2 separate regions of the Homo sapiens genome follow, and region 2 is linked to region 1. Evidence: read pairs that join two places in POLR2A ChIA-PET (ENCODE). Cell type or tissue: K562. All regions are shown on one strand. Links, peaks and the distances in the headings refer to the core of each region. The heading gives the core; the rest is flanking DNA.

What was found. Peaks named below come from ENCODE experiments on the same cell type or tissue, not always from the same donor. Only the 100,000 strongest peaks of a DNase experiment are listed, where the experiment ranks them.
Region 2: POLR2A ChIA-PET joins it to region 1 with 6 read pairs; 2 of 35 experiments call an interaction of 5 or more read pairs at or near these places.

Annotation. Positions count from the first base shown.
Region 1 is chr3:10,456,250-10,465,113 of GRCh38, reverse strand. All of the region lies in intron 1 of ATP2B2 (ATPase plasma membrane Ca2+ transporting 2), which reads left to right. Among named protein-coding and RNA genes, the nearest start is that of ATP2B2, 45 kb to the left of the region's middle. RefSeq lists a silencer at 4,635-4,929. In K562, for the core only: no CTCF peak of the experiment used is centred there; a DNase peak (open chromatin) is centred at 4,763; H3K27me3 peaks cover 726 bases.
Region 2 is chr3:10,570,897-10,579,760 of GRCh38, reverse strand. It overlaps a transcript of ATP2B2 not described here. Among named protein-coding and RNA genes, the nearest start is that of ATP2B2-IT1, 5.0 kb to the right of the region's middle. RefSeq lists an enhancer at 7,803-8,302. In K562, for the core only: no CTCF peak of the experiment used is centred there; no DNase peak of the experiment used is centred there; H3K27me3 peaks cover 1,696 bases.

The sequences.
Region 1 (8,864 bases), core at 565-8,564:
GGCTGGTTCTTGGCAAGTCATGAGGACAGGGTATCTTCAAGGTATCCCTTAGGCCTCCCCAGAGCAGCCCAAGATTGGAGAAGGGCCTGGCACTCAGGGAAAATTTGGCCCAAGGATGAAGGTGGGACACATTCCTGGAGCATCCATCCCTGGGGTAGAGGTGGGTGGCAGGCTTAGGAAGGTGAGTCCTCTGACTGGCCTTGGGCCTGAGCCCAGCTCTGCCAGCACCTGCTCCATGGCCTTGCACCAGAGCCTTCCACCTGAGGGCCTCCATTTCCCCATCTAGAAATCACTGTCATCCCAGTTTCTAGTTTCTCTCGCTGGCTAGGCTCTGGGCTGAGCCCTGTGCCCTGCATTAACTCACATTTTCCTCCCAACAACCCTGGGAGGGAGGGGCTGTGATTGTCTCCATTTCAGAGAAGTGACAACTAAGGCCAGAGAACGACTTAAGTGGTTTCCATGGAAGGTAGAGGCTTCTGGGGATGGAGGAAGTTCCCAGGAGGAGACTGCACTGGGGGTTGCAGATCTAGGGACCCTGAGATGGATAAGGTGGTAACAGGCAGAGAAGAGAGGAGAGGGCATTCCAGATAGCAATCTTGGTCATGCTATGGTGTGGAGCTAGGGCTGCTGTGGGGGCCATAGACTGTGGGAATGGAGGGAGCCAAGCTATACCCTGCCGTGTCCTGGCTTGCTTTTATTTGGGGGGCTTGGAGCCTCAGCATCAAACCCTTGGCTCTGTGCAGCTTCATCAAGGCTAGGGTCCCCTGGGCCTGTGTCCCCTGGGAGGCTGCATTCGCATCTGTCCCCGCGCAGATGGCTGGTGAGCACAGCTAGCAGCCCCCACCCCCACCCGCACCCCCTTCTGTCGCGAGGACTCGGCTGCGCTGGGGAGTGTGGTGCGGCATTATTTTTAGAAGTGGCACCATCTGTTCAAGGTGCCGGGTGGATTCTGTTCGTCTCCGCAGTGGCCAGGGACAGACATGCCAAGTCAGGGGAAGAGCTACAGAGCTAGTCAGGCCCCCCCATGGTCACACTTCAGCCAGGATGGTCACTAATCAGCATGCGCACAGGGCATGGGGTTCCAGGGTCTGGGGTCTGGGGTCTGGGGCTTGGGGCTGCCAGTGGGGCAGCTCTGGGGCCAGGAGAGCGGACGCAGAGGATGAGTTTGAGGTAGGCAGCGGCATGTGCCCCCCCACACCCCACCTGGTCCCTGGGACTGGGCCCAAGGGCTGCCTCCTGGCAGATCAGAGTGTCCTGGCCCTGACCTCCAGGTTTCAGGGACGAATGGAGAATAGGCAAAGGAGAAAAGTACAAAGGCTGGACCATAAGGATCCTCAGTGGGACCCAGCACTGGGTGTGGCAGAAGACACCGGCCTGGCCAGAGTAGCCCAGAGGACTAGGACATCTCCCCACTCCTGACCCACATGCTGCAGTGTGTTCCACTGCCTGAGGGGCCACTGTGTAACACTGTGATCCAGAGCAGGGGCTCTGAAAGCAGCCTGCCTGGGCTCCAATCCAACAATTACGTGACCCCGCGCAATCTCTTTAACCTTGCAAAGCCTCCATTTGCTCATCTGTGAAAGGGGATACCAATAGAAGCTCCTTCCTGGGGTTCATATGTGGATTTGCTGGTTTGATGCCTATAAAGTGTGGCACGTGTCCGGCCCTCAGCAAGAATGCATTTGGCATAAGTTATTCCTACCATCTGGTTGGCCAGTTTCTGCTTTGAAAGGCAGGTGTCACCCTAATATTCCTCGCTTCCCATGTCATTCCATAGTCCAACTGCTTTCTCGGTCATGGAACCAGACCTGGTGGAGGCCTGTTCTGTGCTGGGGACTGGAGAGGCCCTGTTCCTGGGGAGCTCAGGGCCTAGTTGGGGAGGCAAGCTGGCAAAACCCACCCCAAGGCAGTGGGTGGAGGGTCAAAGTATGGATTTAAGGAGTGAGCCACACGCGACGGGCTGGCAGAGGGAAGAGAGTTGGAATTTGGAGCAGAGGAATTGGAGAGAACTTCACAGAGAAGTTGGCATGAGGACTAGATCTTGGAGAGTGAGGTTTGGATTAATGGAAAAGCAGGTGGTAGACCATTCTGGATCCAAGGAACATATATGCAAAAGTTGGAAGGCAGGAACTTGCATTAGTTGTTCAGAAAATGGCAAGGACCATAAGGTCCCTCAGTGGGACCCAACACTGGGTGTTAACTTAGACAAGACCCCAGAGAGGCCAACTCGGACCCCAAGGAGGCCAGCTCAGACCCCAGAGAGGCCAGCTCAGAGCCAATCAGGTGGGATGTGGGAAGCTGTAGTCACGAATATGTTTTCTTAAATAGGCACTGGTAGCCAGTGAAAATTTTTAATCCAGAGACAGCCATGCTCAAATCCAAAAGGCAGCATAATGTGGCAGCTTCAGAGTCAGAAAAGCCCAGTTCTACTCCCAGATCTGCCACTCCTCATTAGCTGTGTGAGCTTGAGCGTAATGTTATTTTACCTCTCTGAGCCTCAGTCTCCTCATCTGTAAAATATGCATAATAATACCTACCTCATGGGGTTGTTGAGGGATAAGGTATGAGCAGAGCCTCACACAGCCTCTGACATGCAGAAGCCACTCTAAATGGCAGTCACTGTCAGCTTCACTCTGTGGTCACTGAAGGAGGATGTAAGGCTAGAGAGCCAGGGGGCTGAGGGGCTGTGGATGAACCTAAACCAGAGTTGGGAGCCTGGGGAGGGGAGGAAGAGGAGTTAGGCTGAGCCTTTATGCTGATGCTTCCTGGGTCTGGTCACCGGACTGGACATGAGGGAAGGATTAGAGTCAAGAGTGGCCCAGATAGTGCTGTGGATGCCCTTAGTAACACAAGGGTCACAAAAGAATGAGGAGACTTAGGAGAGCCTGAGGGCCTGGAGGACCTTTGGAGGGGACATTTGGCAACCACAAGAAGGTCGGTTCTGGAGCTTGGGAGAAAGGCCGTGGTGGAAAGGTCGGTCTGGGAACCACCCATGTTAGGGTGAAAGTTGATGCCAGATGGGTGTCATTGCCCAGGGAGAGGCAAGGCATTAAGAGGGCAGGACCATGGGGAAACCTACAGTTACCCCAAAACAGAGAAGCCATGGAGGCCTGGGCAGACATGGTCAGAGAAGCACAGGAGAGTGGGAAGAAGGAAGGGAGGTGCCATCAGCCGTGGGCAGGGACGTGAAGACTGAAAAGGGCCCTGGAGTTTGCCAGTGGGGGTCCTCACCAGAAGCCACCCAAGGGCCTAGCCTACCAGGAGGTGGCATTTGGATGGTTAGGGCCAGGGAGTTGGAGATTATTTTGAGCCACAGACTGAGTCACAAAAGCAAGGCAGGACTTTAGAACCCAAAACCAGGAAAGTGTGGGCTACAAGAGGAAGGAAGCCTAGAGATGGAGGAACAGGAGCCCCAAAGCACGAGGACAGGAGTTCTGCTCATTTAAAATTCACAGCCCCCACCATCCGCTCATTCATCTCTGCAGGGTGGGGGCTGCAGACCTGTGTTTTAACCAGCCCTCAAGTGATGCCAACATAGGTAGCCCTCAGGGAACCACTTTGAGAAGCCCTGTTCTGGGGTCCTTGAGCCGCACCCAGAGAAGACTTTATCAGGAGAGGAAGGAGAGAACACCTTTACCATGAGGGAGGGTGCAGACCCAAGTGCAAACCTCTGCTTATCCCCACGTGCTCTCAGCTGCTCCTCTGGCTTCCTGGCCTTTTGATTTTCCTCCTTCAGATCTGAGGCCAAGTCAGTAGCCTCACAGAGATCTCTGGCTTTCTGCCAAGGAGACTCTGGGTGGAGATAACCAGGGCTCAAGTGTGGAAGATGAGTGCACAGTCACCAAACCAGGGGCACCTCTGCTTTAGTCTAGAAGAAGTAGAACAGTGTCTGGCCACAGTAGTGAGAAATAGAAGCTAAAAGACACTTCCACCCATGCACATACGCAAATCCCTGCTGGTACCTGCATCATTCTCATTTCCTCACTCCTTTGAATCCAAGAGTCCTACTTTCTGCTGTTTTAATGCCTCTTTCTCAATATAGCTAGATTTCCTAGCATCCGCATTCTTGGAACACATAGAAAGACTTTCCTCCAAGCCTTAGCTTCCTGTTTCTCTGATCTGGACCCCAAAGGACTCACTCAACTATCCAAAAGTAATATCCCAACTTAGACACATCCCCTGGCACCTCTGTGGGTGAGTTTTTCCTCCCTCACCCCATGGAGGAAATAATTTACTAAGCTCAGTCAGACTGAGATGCTACCACTTAAATATGCTCCCAGTTCTGGCAGAAATCAGAAGGAAAGGACCACGCACAGTACAAAAGAATGAATCACTAATGGTGGAATTTCTGGCATCAGTGGCAGATGGCACTGATGGACTGAAGTGGGTCCACAGTGCATGCACTTCAGTGACCCTGAGTCACCTTTTATACAGTATCATTTTGTTAGCTCAGTCCTGCCCCCTAAAAGCCTAAAAAACAGGCTTTGAGCATCAGCACTAAAATATGGGGTCAGCTCCCCATGCTTGCTCACAGAACTCATGGAAAAGGCCCAGTGCCTTCCCCAGCGCCTACACCCAGCACCCTAGGTGTTGGAAGGGGGTTGCACCTTTCTCTTGGCTTTCCCAACCCCACTCTTCATTGGTCAGCATTGCTGTCCTGGAGAGTTCCTAGGGGCACTTAATAACATCCTGCTCTGTGTCAGCACCTCAGTGTGTGGACAGCTCCTTCACATGTTGTCCTTAACACCCACCTCCACCTCCCTAATCAGCACTGTGCCCTTGAGGACAGCTCCCAGGGAAGCCAGTTCCCCACTGCCAGCTTTGTCCTCCCCAGGGGTACTGTCTTTCAGCACCAGGACCACGTGGGCAGTTCTCACTCCCAGCCTAGGTTAGTCAACCTGCTGGGGAGAGAGGGGGCCTGTAGTTATCAGGTTCCCTGACCTCAGCTATCCAATCCCTCCCCAGCACTGACCTCCGTCCATCCATCAGCACTTCATTCCCAGAGACAGCTCCCTAGGCCCCAGCCCTCCATGGTCAGAGGTGAAGCCTGAGGCCTCACCAACCAGCCAGTGACCTGTTGTGTGTGGTCAGAATACTGACCGCAGAAGAACCCTGTGCCTCACTGTAGAAACCAGAAAGGAAAAACGGCAAAGAAGTTGGTCTGCTGGACAGAAGGGTGTGAGCCTAGGTTGCTGTTAAGAGTGCCTGTGTATGAGAGAGGGCTGGCCCTGCCACCCCTTAACCATAAGACCTTACACCAATCACTGCACACTCAGTCTGTCTTCTCCTGTATAAATGGCGGGGCTGGAGTACCAGTGCAAAGCATCGTTGTGAAGGATTAAACAAGCTAAGTGCATAAAGCAGTGCTGAGCACCTAGCAGGAATGATGTTGGTGTTGCTGTTATCATTTTTTGTTCTTCTTCCAAGCCTCTTCTTGTAATCCACAGGGACGGAGCAGACAGTGGGAGAGAATGAGGGGGATGAGGGCAGAAGAGGACAGTGTCATGTTGGCCAGTTAGGCCAGTTAGGACCTGGAGGCTGGAGGCAGCCAGTGCTGCAAAGAAGACCTCAAGAATTTCAGTGCAGCAGTAGGGAAAGAGTTGGGCAGTGCAAGAGAGGATGGTGGGATGTGGCTGAGGCATTTGGCTGAAACCAGAGTACAATGTCCAGAGCCGCTGGCCCATCCCAGGCAGGGCCACCATCCCCAGCATTCCCACGGCATGTTCCCTCTCTTGCAGCCCAAAGTGAAGCTTCCCCAACACTTTTCTGCCTCAAACAGGCTATCTTGTCTGGATCTGCTAGTGACTTTACTGTTTTAGCCTCATTAGAAACTCCACAAATATTTTTTAAGGAAATTATTTCTAAACATGGAACACATAAAAGGTACAAATTTTGGAAGGCAGGCACCGCAGTCAGAAGCCCAAGGGTGGGCAGTGGATGTCACAGATAGAAGGTGAATTCCGGTCAGGTCATGCCTTCCTGATTCTAGGGCATTTCTCCTTCCTTCGGCCTCCAGCCAAGCACGACTTGACCTGCAACTGGGATGTCCATTTCTGCTAGACACAAGGCAGCAGCAGGGAAGCCCTGGGAACTGTGCATGACCCAAGAAGCAAGGATCCTTGAGGGTGGGGCTAAAATAACCCTTCAACACTGAGCTTCTGTCCAGATTGCACCCTTATTTTACAGAAGAGGAAACTGAGGCAGGAAGGGCCATAGTGCAAGTTGTTGAAGGACAAGGGGATGCAAAGGAAAGGCAGAGGCTTTGGACAGAGAAGACATACTGAAACTATGCCAAGTCCTACCCATATGGCCGTGGCGATTGTGGCCTCTCTGAGCCCCAGCTTCCTTGCCTATAAAGTGGGGACAGCAACACCACACAGCCCATGGAAGGCACTTGCTAAGCAATTGCTGTTCATCATAGTCATCACACCAAGATCAAAACTGAGTGGATCTGATTCCTGCTGTTCATCATAGTCATCACACCAAGATCAAAACTGAGTGGATCTGATTCCTGCTGTTCATCATAGTCATCACACCAAGATCAAAACTGAGTGGATCTGATTCCTGCTGTTCATCATAGTCATCACACCAAGATCAAAACTGAGTGGATCTGATTCCTGCTGTTCATCATAGTCATCACACCAAGATCAAAACTGAGTGGATCTGATTCCTGCTGTTCATCATAGTCATCACACCAAGATCAAAACTGAGTGGATCTGATTCCCAGGGAAAACCCGAACCAAAAGTTGTGCAGAAATCACTTGACCCAGCCTGCACATCCTGACCATGGGGTTGAGGTTACTGGGGGGCTCTGTGTGGCAGAGTGAGCAGATGTTAAACAGCAGGAAAAAGGATCTGAGTGTCTCTCTTGCTCTCCTCATAGTCCCAGTGCCCGGGGCAGGGCCTGTGATGCAGCTCATTAGTTTTATTGGGTAGGTGGATGAACAGATGGATGGAGAGATTGATGGATTGACAGATGGACAGACAGCTAATGGTCAAGCAGACAGATGGAAGGATGGACGAACGGATGGATAGACGGATGGATGGTTGGATGGATGGATGAGCAGAAATGGAAGGTTTTTCCTGCCATCTAACATTGGCAACTCCTCTGAGAACAGAGGACAGTGGAGTGAGTTGACCCTGGTAGGAAGGTAAGGGCTGGACCTCCCCTTCCTCAGGCCAGGCGTGAGGGTGAGAAGCTCCACAGGAAGCCCTGGATCCCTCTCACTGCCTGCCCCTTAGACCTACGTCTGCCACCTGTGCCTTCAAGGCTGATGCAAGGCGGTTTCTTTGGGATTTTTTTTTAGATTTTCCTTTTCTGGTTAACAGAATAGGAGTTGTCTAAAAATAGCACTAAATTTGCTTCTGAGGTATTCATTTTCAGTTCCCTTCCTCTTTCCCTGTTCTCTCTTCTCAACTGTGAGAGTTTGTGAGATTGTCTTCTTCAGCTTTGAGCACATACACAGACACTCACACATCATGGGGCTTGCACACCCAGAGACAGGTGTGGCACAGATATCTTGGGCTTGCTCTCTCTCTCTCTCACACACACACACGCACACTCATGCTGACATGCTCCAGTAGACCTGTGTGGCACACCTTGTCCTTTGGGGTCACTCACACCAACCACATGTCCACTGATACATCATAGAGACCCTCTTTCCCACACACAAAGCACGGTCACTTACAGGCGTACTCTAAGACCAGCATTTGCACACTTCTTCTGACACAGGTGTGCCCCCAGACCCTGTCCCACTCATACTAAGAAAACCACCATAATGCACTCCCACTGACCCTGCACACCCACACTCATCTTGCATATCTATACTAGCCCTGCATACTCACACTAACCCTGCACCCACATATGCCTTGTACGCCCATACACCCTACACACCCACACTTAACCTGCACAGTCACACTAGCCATGCACACTCACACTGGTCTAACACACCCACACCCACCCTGCACACCCACATTTACCCTACACTCACACACTCACCCTACAGACACACTGATCTAGCACACTCACATTGGCATGCCTGCTTACATCCACACTCACCATCAGGCTCTCCCTCCTTACACACACGTGCAGAGGAAATTGCCTCCCCCAGAGAGGATATCTAAGAGAATGGCTGAGGCTCTCTGGGTGAGGACAAGGGAGGAGCTGTTGGCCCTCCACCCCCAACTGCAGGCTGAGTTCACCTGTTTCCTTGGGTTCAGCATGGAGGAAGAGGGTTCCCCATCACTGGGGCAGTGGGCCCCCTACAGAAAGGCCAGAATTTGCAACCAGGAGAGGAAAGCAAACATCCTACCTCATGGGAACTATAAGTAGTTCATCAAGACCAGAACAGAAGGGAAACTAGCCTTGTTTGCTGTGCCAACAAGCTGGAGGCCTCCCCAGCCACCTGAGAGGTGACAAGGAGCCTGGTGGGCATGGGAAAGTCAGAGCTGAGTTCCCTTTGAAATATGGCACTATGGGGTACATGCTGGTCTGGGAGCGATTGGAGGCAGGGAGTAAGTTAAATTTTCATAGGAGAGTCACCATTTAACAAGTGTTTCCTCGTTGCCAGAAACTGTGCTAGCTCTATCTCAATCCTTACAAAACCCTGTGAGGTAGGCTGTAGGGTTGTCTCCATGTTGGGGAGGGTCAACCAAGGCACAGAGGATTAAGAGCCCTGCCCAAGTCACATAACTAGTGACTGGCAGAGCTAGGCTTCCATCACTGGGGATCTTCAGACCAGACTTGTGCCCCACCTCAGTCATTGATGATTCAATGGAAAAGTGACCTTAAAAATACATATTAAGGTGGCACTTAAATTCAGCATGTCTTAAAACAGAAGAATTTGGCATCCAGAAGTTATTTT
Region 2 (8,864 bases), core at 272-8,271, 110 kb before region 1:
TCAGCTCACTGCAACCTCTGCCTGCCAGGTTCAAGTGATTCTCCTACCTCAGCCTCCCAAGTAACTGGGATTACAGGCATTCACTACCATGCCTGGCTAATTTTTGTATTTTTTAGTAGAGACAGGGTTTTGCCATTTTGGCCAGGCTGGTCTCGAACTCCTGACCTCAGGTGCTCTGCCCGCCTCGACCTCCCAAAGTGCTGGAGTTACAGGTGTGCACCACCATGCCCAGCTAATTATTGTATTTTTAGTAGAGATGGGGGTTTCACCATGTTAGCCAGGCTGCTCTTGAACTCCTGACCTCAGGGGATCTGCCTGCCTTGGCCTCCCAAAGTGCTGGGATTACAGGCGTGAGCCACCGCACTGGGCCCTTCTCAGTCTGTTTCTAAGTGAAGGGCAGCTGCACAGACCCCACCTTGGCCACTCAGGAGGCGAGCCCTGTTCTGGGCACATTTGCAGCATCATCTCCACGAGCTGCAAGCTCATTATTCCCATTTTACAGAGCAAGAAGCTGAGGCCCAAGAGAATGAGAGGTGCCTCCCCTACAAAACTTCAACTTATCTTTAGCAATCGTTGGTTGAGCATCCACTATGAGCAGGACTCATGGTCTTCTTTAGTACCATTCTCAGAACTTCCCTGGGAGGTAGGCCTGGTCCTCCCCATCCCTCCCACATGGCTTAATCTTTCTTTCTCTCATTGAGTAAAACTGCACAGTACAATGAGCAAATCTCAAGTGCACTCCTGGGTGAATTTTTACCTCTGTTTCTACATGCATGACCAATACCCAGATCCAGCTGTAGCACGTTGCCACCTCCCCAGGAGGCCACCGCCCCTTCCCAGTGGATCCCTCCTTGCCCTCCAGAGGAGACCACTGCTCTGACCATTACCACGGTAGATTAGTTTCACCTACTCTGGAACCTCATATAAATGGAATCGCATGGTGTGTTCTCTTCCTGCCTGGCTTATTTCACTCAACATTGTGAGATTCATCCATCACCCATGTGCTCCAGGTATCAATGGTCCATTCATTTTCAGAGCCGTGTAGTATTTCATTGTCAGACTACATCACAAGTTGTTCATCTGTTCTCTTGTGGGTGGGCATTTGGGTTGTTTCCAGTCTTAAGCTATAGTGAATTAAGTCTCTATGAATATCTGTGTATAAGTCTTTGGTGGTCATATACATATATATGTTTTTCTTTTTGTTTTTTTTTTTTGAGATGGACTCTCTCTCTGTCACCCAGGCTGGAGTGCAGTGGCGAGATCTCGGCTAACTGCAACCTCCACCTCCTGGGTTCAAGCAATTCTCCTGCCTCAACCTCCCGAGTAGGTGGGACTACAGGCACGTGCCACCACACCTGGTTAATTTTTTGTATTTTTTTTAGTAGAAACGGGATTTCACCATGTTAGCCAGGATGATCTCGATCTCCTATATATTTTTATTTCTCTTATGTGGAGTGGGATTGCTGGGCCATAGGGTAGGTGTAGGTTTTGCTTTACTTGAAACTACCAAAACTTTTTCCAAAATGGCTGTTCCATTTCACACTCCCACCAGCAACGTATGAGAGCCTCTGTTGCTCCATGTTTCCAGCAACACTTGATACAGTCAGTCATTATAGGTTTCGCCACTATGGTAGGTGTGTGATCATACCCATTACATAGAAGCAGAAACTGAGCCTCAGAGATGCTGAGCCCCTTGCCCTGGAATCTAGGGCCTAGATCACAGGGTTACTGAAGACAGAGTAGAGACTTGGACTCTGGGATTCTGGATTTCGGGACTGTGTCACAGCCACAGTTAGAGTCATGGAGCTCATGGACAGAATCAGAATATAAGCAATAGTTATTAGTGTTTTCTGCACAGGAAGTGGATGGTTGAAAACCATCAGCAGCAGTGTTGGACCAGGCTGCTGGTCTGTGGACTCTCAGCTCAGTGCTCATCCTCCTCTGGCACAGTGCCTCGGGTTCCCTCTGGCATCCCCAGGGAGATCCCAGGTTCCCCGGTAACCCTGCCATTCCGAGTCACGCTGCCGGGAATGCATCCCCATGAGCTTGCCAAGAAAGATTGTTCTTTTGGGAGCTGGCAGGACACCATCTACATTGTGCAGCCCAGGGCCTTCTCTGAGTCCCCCTCCCAGGGGTTTTCTGTCCCCAAAGGCACTGATTGTTCCTCTCAGGAAAACAACCCGTTCTGAGGTTGGGAGATTAATGAGGATGATGGAGCTTCAGGAGACTCCTGCTTGGCCCTGGCCCAGCCGATGGTTTCTGCAGCCCTGGGATCCCCTGATGGCCTTGGGGATTAAAGCTGAGGAAGAGGACACCAAAAGTCTGAGATCCTATACCAGCTCTGCTCCTGTCTTGCCGGGTGACACTGGGAAAGTTACCTCCTATCTCTGAACTCTTGCCACTTTCCATAAATGGAAAGACTAGATGAGAAGCCAGGAATCTCAGCCAGTGTCTGGAACCCCAGAGCCTCCCAAGATTCCCTATGGCAACTTGGCGGTTTTGCCACACCTGTTGGCCTCCCAGCCTAGTGATTCTCAAGTCCTAAGGTGAATGTGATTCTCCAGGAATCCTGCTAACTGCAGATTCCAGCTCAGTAGATCTGGAATGGGATCTCAGTGCCTGGACTTCCATCAAGTTCCTAGGTGACAATGAGGCTGCTGGCCCAAGGACCATACCCAGGCAGCTTCTTTTTTTTTTTTTTTTTTTTTTGACACAGAGTCTCACTCTGTCACCCAGGCTGGAGTGCAGTGGTGATCTTGGCTCACTGCAACCTCCGCCTCCCAGGTTCAAGCAATTCTCCTGCCTCAGCCTCCCGAGTAGCTGGGACTACAGGCACCCGCCACCATACCAGGCTAATTTTAGTAGAGACGGGGTTTCACCATATTGACCAGGCTGGTCTCGAATTCCTGACCTTGTGATCCGCCCACCTTGGCCTCCCAAAGTGCTGGGATTACAGACGTGAGCCACCGCGCCCGGCCCCAGCTTCTTATATTGTCCTGAAGACAGCCTCCCACGTTATGCCAAGCTCGTCATTCCCTCCAGCTCTTCAAAAGGACTCTGGACCTTTAAATAATCATTCTGAGCCAGGTGTGGTGGCTCATGGCTGTAATCCCAGCAATTTGGGAGGCCGAGGCAGGAGGATTACTTGAGGCCAGGAGTTGAAGACCAGCCTGGGGAATATAGTGAGACCCCATCTCTACAAACAATTTAAAAATTAGCCGGGAAAGGTGGCACCACACCTGTAGTTTCAGCTACTAAGAAGACAGGTGGGAGGATTGATTGAGCCCAGGAGGTTGATGCTGCAGTGAGCCATGATGATACCACTGCACTCCAGCCTGGGCAACAGAGCAAGATGATGTCTCAAAAAATAACAATAATAATAAGAACAATCATTCTGATTGAGCTCAGTGTTCACCGTACACTCGGCCTAAGCAGCCTGAGTGAGAAGGGAAGCCTCGGAGTGTGGAGTGAGGCCGCAGGAGAAGCATGCTCATGCCTGCAAGGACGTTCTGCCGAGTGTGCGCAGGACATCCTCGGCCCTGCCCTTTTTCTGGTGCCAGGTCCATCCACGGGGGCAGTCAGCACAGGGGCTAAGGCATCTGGAGGCCTGGACACCTCCAGTCAGCAAACCTGGCTTTGTAACTTTGCTCTGCCAGCAACTAGCTGTAGGGCCTAGGCAAAGCCCCAGCTTCGCCATGTGTGAAATGAACACGTTAGCAGCATTTGCGGTACAGGGTCATTGTGCAGGGGAGTGAGGCCATCCATGCCAAGTGCTTGTTAAGGGCCACGCATCCCTGGACATGAGGGACAATTTTAAGGTTTCCTATCTTGCTCAGAACTGAACACATGGGGTCTCTAAGGCCCAGATTTTGGACAGTTTCCAGAAGTCAGATTCTCCCTCAAATAACTAGCGCTTCTCTAGGTTATCCTAGAAGCCCATAGATTTGGGCAAAACTCCCAAATGCAACCCTACATAGAGCCTCCCTGCCAGCACAACTTCCCTCAGACACCAGAGACAACAGAGGGCTGCCAGCCAGCAGCCCAGGGGAAATTCTCCTCTCCAGGTATTGGTGTTTTTATGCACATTTCTCATCCTCTCTACCCCAGACATAACCTAGCATGCATGAGCTGCCAGCTAAGTCTTCTCAAGTCAGTGTCCACCTATCACTGCCCCTGCTCAAGAGCCTTCCATAGCTCCCATAAGTGTGTAGTTCAGCAGCATTAAATATATTCACATCATTGTGCAACCATCACCACTATCCATCTCCACAAATTCTTCATCTTCCCCAACTGAAACTCTTATCTAAAGACTTTATATGGATTGTTTTCGTTGAATCCTCCCTAGAACTCTAGGAGGTCATTTTCCCAATGACCTCTTCTCTATAATTATTATTTTGTCTGAGCCCCATTGGCCTTAGTTTTCTCATCTGCAAAATGGGGCATAATAACCCTCTGAGCTTTACAGACATATAGGGCCCTCAGGCTCAGCCTTCTTGCACCTCCCCTCAGGTACACCCTCTGCCCAGCAATTCTGAATTGTGATCCAGATGGCTTTTTCTGGTGCTGGAGCCTAAGTGGTGGGAGGAGGGGTTGGGGAACCTATCCCCACTTCCAGCTCTTTCTTTCAGCTTTCTCCCCCGGGCGGAAAGGCTGTATTGTGACCCCAGGCACTGAGCAGTCGGCAGCGGGGACTTCACCAAGGATTCAGAAATACCAGGGTTTACTCAGGCCCTTGTTGACATGTGGGGTCTGGGTGTGTCCCAGCCCGGCAGGCCCTGAGACACAGGCCCAGGTGTCAAGTCAGCCAGCCCTTTGTGAATGGCTGTTCCCACCACACTCCCTGCAAGGGACAGACAAACCCAAGAATCCCACCCTCATATCCCCCTCCTCACCGGGTCTTCCATACCCACACATCCTTCCCCTACCGTGCAGTCTCCCACCCCGAAGTAGTCCACTCCTCCTTCCCCCACACAGCTGAGACCTGTTTACTTTTTAAATTAATATTGTAAGCTTTGCAGGGTTCCTTACACTCATGATCTAATTTAATCTTAAAAAGATCATTCCAAGTAGATATTACTACTTTTAAATATGTGTGCTCCATGTTTTACAAGTGACTTTGTGTATAGAGAAATGTAAATAATAATTATAAATTAGAGATAAGGAAAAAAGAAACTAATAATTACCCAAAATGCCCACCAGGGAGATAAGCATCATCTAGACCTTGTTAAAAGGATGAGATGGACTGAAAATCAATAGAAGAAAAGGTTGATATGGAGAATGCCCCTTGCCTAGTATGCTCTGAGAACGCCAGGCAGACAGATGGCCCAGGCAGATCCTCCAGGCAGAGGACCAGATGATTCTGCTCTAGGGAAAGTCACCAGCACCAAAAGAAACAGCCATCACCACTGCTGTGTGGGGGCCTCCCGGGGCACAGCTCAGCCACCTCGGTGAAGCCCACCATTCAGCGACCACCTTACCCCACAGAGCTCACAATCAGCAGTTTCATGTTTCCCCCTTATGTGGAATAGACTCCTAGGCTCAGCGGGCATCGGAGGGAGGCAGGAACCAAAACCCAGAAGAAAGAAACTGGGAGAAAATAGAGGCAAAGCAGAAAGCAGAAGATAACTTCCAAAACCCACTGCAATTAATTAACATTGCTGGGAGATAAGACAAGAGGGAGAAGCAATAAAAGGACCCCTGGGAGAACAAGAAGAATCTCTGGAAACAAATTTTTTTGAAATAGCAGAATTGAACGTGTCAATAGGATTTATAATGGGGGGAGACAGGCAGAGTCTGGCTGCTGAGTGAATGTTTGGGGAAGGACCAGTGAGAGACCAGAAAGGATCTGGGTTTGAGCAAGCAGGACCAGGCAGACGCCGTATTTGCTGGGCTGACAGCTCCCAGAGGAAAAGCAAATTGAAGAAGGCTTCTTTTTAGATGAGTTTAGTCAGGGAGTCTCCAGGACGTCCCAGTGGAACAGTTTGTATAGAATGGGGCACTCTACCAGCAAAGAAGCAGTAGATAGGAACCCAGAGAGTAAGATGGCGTTGCTCTCAGAGTCTGGAGCCTGGCTCAGCATAGGCTATTTCTACCCCAGCCAGTTCTTGCTGAAGGATGGTACCCAACCAAGCCTCTGAGACACTTGTTAACAATACAGAGTCCCAGGCCTGGGATCAAAACCTGGATGGGGACACAGGAATATGCATTTCAACAAGCTCCCCCAGAAATCTGAAATTGACCAAAATTTGAGACCCTCTTGTTTCAGGAACAGGTAGTGATCAAAGTTCTAGGGAAGAGACTGAGCATGCAGTCAGGGAGGCAGGGGGTGAACAGGAAGTAGAGGTGGGGTGCCATGCAGGAGCTTACTCTCTGTGCCAAGTTCTGCCATCCTGGTGCAGTGAACTTATCACTAACTTCAAAATAGCAACAGCTCTTCGAAATTCAGCAGCAAAATCACTGATTCAGGAAGCAATTAACATAGACATTCAATCAATTATTCATTGCATTACTAATGTGTAGCAGTAATCAAATTGGCCTTTTAATATGTATTTTTTTCTTTTAATTAACCCTGTCCAAAACTAGAGTATATTCCATGCAAAAAAAAAAAAATGTATTTGGCTTGATTTTAAAAAGAAAGAAGAGGAAAATAAAAACCATTTTATCTCATTATCATTGTGTCAAAGGAACCTGCGGGCAGAAATTGCTTTGTGTGTTGATTGTCTTGTTCACATGATTTGAGATGCACCAGGAATCTGCACGTCCCGTCTGCAGATGCCTGAAATTCCATCATTAGTGATTAGATGAAGCCTTATTGTGTTCCTGTCTCTGGTAGAATAGAAAGAGCACTGGACTTGGAGCTGAGAGATGCAGCTTCCAATTTTAGAGCTGCCCCTAAGTTACTGAGAAACCTTGGGTTACCTCTGTGAGCCTCAGTTTCCCCCAATGAAGAGACTGAAGTTAGACACTGCCAAGAAGTCTTCCAGTTCTGACATTTTCTCATGTGGCCCCTGCAGATGCCCCTTCAACCCATTAATATGAATGAGCGTTTGCCCCTTCCTGGAGGAAGTGAGCAGTGGGGGCAGGCACCATCATTCCAGAACTGTTCATCTATCATTCCATGTAGTGTAGTTGGAGTATGTAGTTTCACCACACACCCCCTCCTGCTCCTAATAATTGCTAATATCTACTAAGTGCTTCGTATGTGCCAGGCACTATGTGGTATTTTTTAATTGTGCTAAAATACACATAACATAAAATTTACCATTTTAGCCATTTATAAGTGTGTGGTTCAGCAGCATTAAATATATTCACATTATTGTGCAACCATCACCACCACCCATTTCCACAAATTTTTCATCTTCCCCAACTGAAACTCTTGTCTAAGGATTTTATGTGGATTGTTTTTATTGAATCCTCCCTAGAACTCTAGGAGGTAGGGTCTGTTTTTCGGCCTGTGTATTAGTTAGCTGTGGCCATACTGATGCTGTGTAACAAACAACCATAGTTCTTCAGCCAGATACAGTAACACAACAGTAAACACTTCTTAGCTTAGCTCCCAAGTCTGCAGATGGGCCAGCGGGCAGCTGATCCAGGCTGGCTTCATTTGTCTCTGAGCCTCCGCCTGCAACCAACAAGTTTAAAATAGGGATGCTCTTCTTATGGCGATGGCAGAGGCATGGGGGCAGGTGGAAACCCACAGTACCTCTTAGAGTCTAGATTCCAACTTGGCACACCTTGTTCTGTTGGACAGAGCAAGTCACATGGCCAAGCAGAAAGCCAAGGGGTGGGGAAGTTGACCCCCTTAATGGGAGAAACTGCAAAGTCACTTAGCAAAAGACATGAATTTTGGGGAGGCTCAGGAATGGGAGCCAATTGCACAATCTTCCAGAGCTCCGTTTTAGAGATAAGGAATTGCTATCTCACCAGACTGTTTAAAGGATTGGCCAAGGTGCCAGAAGCGACACAGGACACTGCTGGGTGCTGAGTGGGAACCCAACGATGCTCATTTCCTTCAGTTAAGGAGTCATCCAGGGTGCATTTAAACAAGGGAGCACCCGACCTCCCCACCACAGTGATTGTGACTTTCTTCAACCCCTTCCAAGCCCATCCAAAGCTTTGAGCTTGGCGTTCAGTGCTACTAGGAGCTGAGCTGAGTAGCCTGGCTGAGCTTATCTGGCTTTCCTCTCCTTCTAGGCCCCCAACTCTTGCCAGACTGATGGTCCCATGCCCATGTCCATGCCTTGCTCACGTGGACTCTTTCTTATGGAAACGGCCCAGGCTTCTGCAGCCAGTTCAGCGGCCCCTCCTCCAGGCAACCTACCTCTAGGGACTCCAGGCAGCATGCTGGCTCCCCTGGCCTTGTGTGGTACAGTGGGTTCTCACAGCCCATGGGGCGTGAGGCCACGAGTCACCTACCTGGCCCTCTGGCATCCCTGCTGAAGGCTCTGTTCCTGGCACCACCAGGCAGTCCTCCTGGCCTCATACAAGGACCTTCCCCAGCTTCTGCCCATCTTGGGGGAGCTAGAGAACCCCACGGCAATGGCATTGGCCCTGTGGACACCAAGTTGGTTTGGGGAATATTCTGCCTTCTTCACTTCATGTAACCACAGCATGAAGAAACTTCCAGAACACCTTCTTCCTCCCCAAACTTCCACCTTTCCCCCACCACCAGTTCAATGTAAATTCTTAGAGCAACGGAGATGCAGAGAAATTTGTCTCTTTTCGTTTGTGGCCTGGGATATGTGAAAAGAATGAAGCAGGCCAACTCACTGACCCAGAATTTTATATTTAAACCTAGCTTTCCTTGTGTGCTTCAGTAATGGCAGTGAGAATTTATCTTCATTAAGGATTGGAGAGTAGGGGCC